2 separate regions of the Homo sapiens genome follow, and region 1 is linked to region 2. A link is an interaction called in ENCODE POLR2A ChIA-PET data of the cell type or tissue named here. Cell type or tissue: CD4-positive, alpha-beta T cell. All regions are shown on one strand. Each heading gives the region's core, and the rest is flanking DNA. Links, peaks and the distances in the headings are about the cores only. Region 1 holds the start of LOC105373195 (a long non-coding RNA gene). Region 2 holds the start of LOC124905188 (a long non-coding RNA gene).

Region 1 (2,904 bases), core at 319-2,818, 150 kb after region 2:
TGGAACGATCTCAGCTCGCTGCAACCTCCGCCTCCCAGGTTCAAGCGATTCTCTTGCCTCAGCCCCCCGAGTAGCTAAGATTACAGATGCCCACTACCACACCTGGCTAATTTTTATAATCTTAGTAGAAATGGAGTTTTGCCATGTTGGCCAGGCTGGTCTCAAACTCCTGGCCTCAAGTGATCCACCTGCCTTGGCCTTCCAAAGTGTTGGGATTACAGGCATGAGCCACCGCGCCCAGCCCACCCTCTCCAATTTTTGAGTTCCGCAACCTCATAATGCCCAGAGCACCAAACCATTCTTTGGCTCCAAAAGCTCCAACGGTACTCAGTCCCACCACACATTTCCAGTTTCCCAATAGGGACAGTGGGAGATAAACTTTCCCTGCAAATATACTGAGTGCCTACTTGTGCAAAGCTCTGGTGGAAATTGCAGAGTTTCCTAGTAAACTCGGGCTCCAGTTCTGCGTCCCTGCTTTTAGTTGTCAGAGGTCAGACAGTACCCTAATTTCTCTGGGCTTCGACTGCCCCTTCCTATGCTGGAATAGCAACATCCCAGAGTGGAAAAAGGAGCCAGCCCAGCGTCCTCAGCTAACGGAGGCCTCCTTGCTGGCCGCCAGATAGGCCACCCCGCAGATACAGGAACCAGGCACGGGCCCGCCACCCTGTTTCCAGGGTCTGAGCGGGTCACCAGGTGAGCACGCCCCAGAGCTCAAAACTCGTCGCTGGCTGCCCTGCGTCCACCCGGCCGACTACTGGCCATGGAGCCGCGCACAGGGGGCGCCGCGAACCCTAAGGGGAGCAGAGGAAGTACAGGGATTGGGGATGTTGGGGAAGGACAGAGCGAGTCGCCGCCACCCCCGTCCCGCCTGTCTGCTCCACACCTTTTCCTTCTGACAGGTGGTAAACAGAGCGGCTCTGGCGCCCAAGTGAAGGTGGCAGGGGGCAGGGGCCCAGCGATGGAGGCTGGGCTGGAGGTCCCCTACCCACACCCACACACGAGGGAAAGGGCCGCGCACCAGAGCAGGGGAGGGGCTCTCAGGAGTCTCCAGGGAGACGTGCAGATGTGCGGGGAGGGGTCTGCCCGTGGTCACTGGGGACACCTGGGCACTCAGGGTCTTAGTGAACTGGGGGGAGGGGAGCTGGGGGCCCCTGGGGACCTGTGGAGGGGGACTCTGGAGGTATGTGGGCCATGGGGGGAACGGGCCCTCTGAGGGAATTCATGGGGGTAGCAGCGGTTGCCTAGGATACCTAGAGGGGGAATTGGGGGTTCCGGGGCTACGGGGTCAGGCCGTGTTCTCCCGGGATATCTGGGGGAAATGGGTCCCCTGAGATATCGTGGATGAAGAGTTGGGCATCCAGGGTGATTAGGGGGCAGTCGAGGACCTCACGGGGTGTTCGGAGGTGTCTAGGACTATTGCAGTCAAACAGCGATCTCCAGGGACACCGTGAGAGCAGGCTGGGGGTGCACCCGCTACCCGCGATGGTCGGGGATCGCATGAGAGGGGAGGGACAGCAGTGACCTCCGAAACTACCGAGGGAGTGGCCAGGGGTCGCCGGGTATCCTGAGGGGCATTTCTAGTCTTTGAGCGTCCGGAAGCATGGGGGTTGGCGGAGGCCGATGGTCGGCGTTGACCTGTCCCCTCTTGCGCGCAGGCCTGGGCCCCTCCCGCCCGCGTGCCCCAGCGCCCTTCCGCTCCTGGCGCGGCTGGACGCGCGCCCCCTGGCTGCGAGGGCTGCGGTCGATGTGGCGGCGCTAGTACACAGGGCGGGCGCCACATTGCGCCTGCGCCGGAAGGAGGGTGTGTGACGGGGGTGGGGCCTCCCAGGGGGCAGGTTCGGAGAGGAGCTGGGTTCAGAGGAGCAGGCCTGGGGGGTCAGCAGCTACTGCCCTGCCTTGGGTGGGGCCAAGGGGCGCGATTTGGGAGGGCGGGGATCGGAGGATGCTTCGGAGGATGCTTCGAAGGATCCTTGGGGTTATCCTAGAATATTCCTTGAGGGTTATCGCAGTAGGTGAGGGCCAGATTAGTTGAGTGTGCGTAGCTGGATCCCCGTTCTGGTCGGCGGGGCCTTGAGGGTCCTTTCCGAGGGCTTGAGGCCTGGAGAGTGCTGGGGGCGAGCACGCAGCGAAGGGGCAGGCCTGAAATGTGAGTCATGGGGATGGAGCCTATAGGCCCATGGGGGCGGGGCTTGCGATGTCAGGAATGGGATGACGGTTAGAGGCTGATTAAAGGGTGTGCTCTGGAAGGTTCGGGAGTCAAATTTTTTTTATTATCATTATTATACTTTAAGTTCCAGGGTACATGTGCACAACGTGCAGGTTTGTTACATATGTATACATGTGCCATGTTGGTGTGTTGCATCCATTAACTCATCATTTACATTAGGTATATCTCCTAATGCTATCCCTCCCCCATCCCTCCACCCCACGACAGGCCCCGGTGTGCGATGTTCCCCACAGGAGCCAAATTTTGAAGTAGCATTCTCCAGGGTGGGCCGAATGGAGTTTGCCTGTGTGTGTGACCATATTTGGAGATAATCCTAAAGGTGTTATTTGAGAAATGTTTTCTGCGCTTTATTAAAGGGAGATAGGAAGATAAGGTCTGGAGGTGTTCAAATGGCCGGGCCCAAGATTCTTTAAGGAGGTGGAGCTTTGGGGATTACTTGAGATGAGGGTGGGGAGACAGTTTAATTGGAGGCGTGGCTCGGACGTAAATTCAAGGAGCTGCGGCTAGAAAGTGAATTTAAGGGGCGGGGCTGAGACAATTTCTATGGAGAGTCTCTAACCGCTTTCTCCGCCTCTTCAATCCCCTAGCCTTTATCGTTCTGGGCTGTAAGGACAATAATGTCATGGATAGTCGTCTGCCCCACAGACCCCCTTGCCTTTCATGCAGAGGTTCTATCA
Region 2 (2,904 bases), core at 287-2,786:
AGCCTTTTCCATGACTGCGTTCACACCCGCGTCCATGTCTCCTTGCAAAGAGCCAGCTTCTCTTCCTGTAAGGGCTGCTGCTAGTAAATTAGCCTTTCTTAAGCCTCCGATCAGCTTTCTTCTTTGCCTCCTGATCTCAGTTAATGTACACCTTGGTAGCCACTTTAATAAGCTGAGTAGCATTCACACCTACGGAGCTTCTAACTTCTGCAATTTATGCCTAATATCTCCTTGGCCCTGACTTACAAATGTTGTATTCACCATGCACTGATTTTCAGCAGCCTTGGGGTTAAACGGAGTGTACACCCAAAATGCCTCACAAAGTCTTTCTTAAAACTGGCTGGTGCTTTTATCTGCACCCTGGAGCACCTCTGAGATTTTTTATATTGGTTGTCTTTTTCTTTTACTATCCTTTAGCTTTTGCAGAAGTGTTTCTCGGCACCTTCGTAGGTGTTGAAGCCAGACTGCATCATCTGGGTCCTAGTGGGGGTCCTTTTGTCCTCGTAAGAGGCGTAAGCATAACTTCGGCATGGCCAGACCTGAGACGGCCTACCTGACTTTTCTAGCTTTTCACTTTAACTTCCTGGAGCTCTGATTTCTCCTTCTGTGAGACTGGGAGCCTGTATCTCTTTGAACTTAACTCCTTAGGGGCAGTTAGCCTTAGTAAAGGGGGGTAGATTGGAATGTAGGGAGGAGGGGTCTCTATTCCCTCCTGTGGTTCTTGCAAAACCAGTTTTCTCCTTCCTCAGACTTTTCTTTTGTTTCCATAGCTGCCAGGGCAGCTGATTTTTACTTTCACTTTTGGCTTTTACTTTTCACTTTTTACTTTTGGAGTTACAAGCCTCTGTGACTTTCCCTTTAACTCTGTAGCCGTCAGAGCAGCTGGTTTCTCTTGGCATGAGCTGCGAGCATTCTACAATAAACTGCTAGGCAGGGCTGCATTCATTTAGTCATCAATGTAAAGACTAGGTCTGAATGCCCTGGCTGTCCTCTGACCCTAGTCACCACCTTAAAACACATGGCCAATTTCTCTGTAGTGCCTTCGGCCCGCCATCTGACACTAAAAGAGGGCTATTCTAATTCACAGTATGTCCTTAACTTTTGAGCATCCAGTTTCATCCCATAATCACCTCTAAATCTTTTTTTAAATTTTTTCATCATGCACTCCAAAGGAGTTGGTTTCAACACTTTTCCTCCCATTTCCTCCCTTGTGGCGCACTTTCACTCTCACTTTCACTCTCGGGTCCACTAGACTGGGTCCTATTATGGGAGTTTCAGAGGCTGCTTAGCCAGGAACGTGCCTTCCCCTCTCACAGCCTGCTGTGGCCATGGAGCTGGTCCTATCAGCTGTACACAACGTCCTAGGTCTGATTTCCCCCGCACTTGCCTCAGAGCACACAGCCCACGCTAAGGGATCTGTGCTTCCCCACGTCACTCCCCGCATTGGCCTCTCCCGAGACCGTCTCTTTCACACACTTTCACACATGTCCCCTGCCCCAGGACTCCTCATCGGACAAAACGGGCCTCTCCCGTGTCCTGGGTGAGCCTAGTTAGGCTCCCACATTCACACACCTACACACCACTCCTACCCCAGGACTCCTCATCAGACGAAACGAGCCTCTCTCATGTCCTGGGTAGGTCCACACACACACCCACACACTCCCAGTTGGGCTGGCAAGCCACTCTTGCACCCTGCCAGCAAGCTCTTCCTTGCTGCACTTGCCACTCTATTGGCCCATTTTCTCCACCACTGAGCCACTTTCACTTTATTAGGGGGACATGAGGTTCATCCAAATTGGCAGGCCACTCCTGCTGCCCCCCAGCCACTCTGGGTTGGATTAGTGGTCGGTCCCCGGGAGGTGATCAAGCTCCCCTTCATCCCTATGGGATGGGCTTTCCTGCCTTGGGCCCTTTCTCCTTACTGTGGTACCTGAAGTGCTGGTATCATGCTGCAGCCCCGTCTCCAGTTCCGTTGTGCAGCCAGCTAGGCCACTGGGATGCCGGGAGAGCCAGTCTCCATCCAGGTGAAGCTCCCCTACGGCACGCCTTGGATACCAGGTCTCCCCTGGCCGTGGGGCTCTAGTCCCACAGACAAAGGAGACAGTAAATCTGCCATCTCCAATCCCTGTCCGGGTCACCAGAAATGCTGCAGGATAATTAAGGAATCAGAGAGACCGAGGGGTTGAGGAGGAATTATTTAATTATTTAGATGCACCGACCTAGTCAGATTAACATCCAAAGGACTGAGCCCCAAACAAAGAGTCAAGCTATCTTTTAAGCATTTCGTGGGGCAGGGGGAGATCTGTGCAGGGGAAGCATATTACAGAAGTGGGAAACAAATACAGTTACTCAATTGAAACATGCATTACATTATTTCTTACTTTTCAAGGAACAACATGTTTTACCACTTGAGATTATCTGTCTAGTGACCTTGCAGCTGCACAACTAGAGAAACAGGGTCTTCACAATGCCTCGGAAAGGGAGAGATAAGACTCACTAGCCACAGAAGGAAAAACAGGCAGTTAATTTTAAAGGACTCCAGCTCTTTCTCTTCCTCAGGGGAAATTGGGTTTTCTTACATACAACTGAGTTTTTGCTTACACATTCTTTAATTTCTTTTAATTCCTGTTCCATCACAACTGTAATCCAAACATTTTGGGATGCCAAGGTGGGCAGATCAGGTGAGGTCAGAAGTTCAAGACCAGCCTGGACAACAGGGCGAACCCTATCTCTACTAAAAATACAAACAAACAAAAAAAAGGAAACATTACTCAGGCACGGTGGCCAGGCCCTGTAGTCCTAGCTACATGGGAGGCTGAGGCAAGAGAATCCCTTCAACCTGGGAGGTGTAGGTTGCAGTGAGCCAAGATTGCACTACTGCACTCCAACCTGGGCAACAGAGAG

The links. Peaks named below come from ENCODE experiments on the same cell type or tissue, not always from the same donor. Only the 100,000 strongest peaks of a DNase experiment are listed, where the experiment ranks them.
Region 1: POLR2A ChIA-PET joins it to region 2 with 7 read pairs; 2 of 35 experiments call an interaction of 5 or more read pairs at or near these places.

Annotation. Positions count from the first base shown.
Region 1 is chrX:49,155,208-49,158,111 of GRCh38, reverse strand. It overlaps LOC105373195 (a long non-coding RNA gene), which reads left to right and starts at 1,834. Exons shown (of 3, transcript XR_007068230.1): 1 at 1,834-2,146. RefSeq lists enhancers at 585-1,283, 1,644-1,788, 2,004-2,153, cis regulatory regions at 1,708-1,723, 1,504-2,904 and a silencer at 1,494-1,813. In CD4-positive, alpha-beta T cell, for the core only: a CTCF peak has its summit at 1,711; DNase peaks (open chromatin) are centred at 1,781, 2,161 and 2,701; H3K4me3 peaks cover 1,569 bases; H3K27ac peaks cover 524 bases.
Region 2 is chrX:49,307,509-49,310,412 of GRCh38, reverse strand. All of the region lies in intron 3 of GAGE10 (G antigen 10), which reads right to left. LOC124905188 (a long non-coding RNA gene) reads right to left here and starts at 2,568. Exons shown (of 3, transcript XR_007068231.1): 1 at 1,931-2,568. In CD4-positive, alpha-beta T cell, for the core only: no CTCF peak of the experiment used is centred there; DNase peaks (open chromatin) are centred at 882 and 1,302; H3K4me3 peaks cover 1,468 bases; H3K27ac peaks cover 1,330 bases.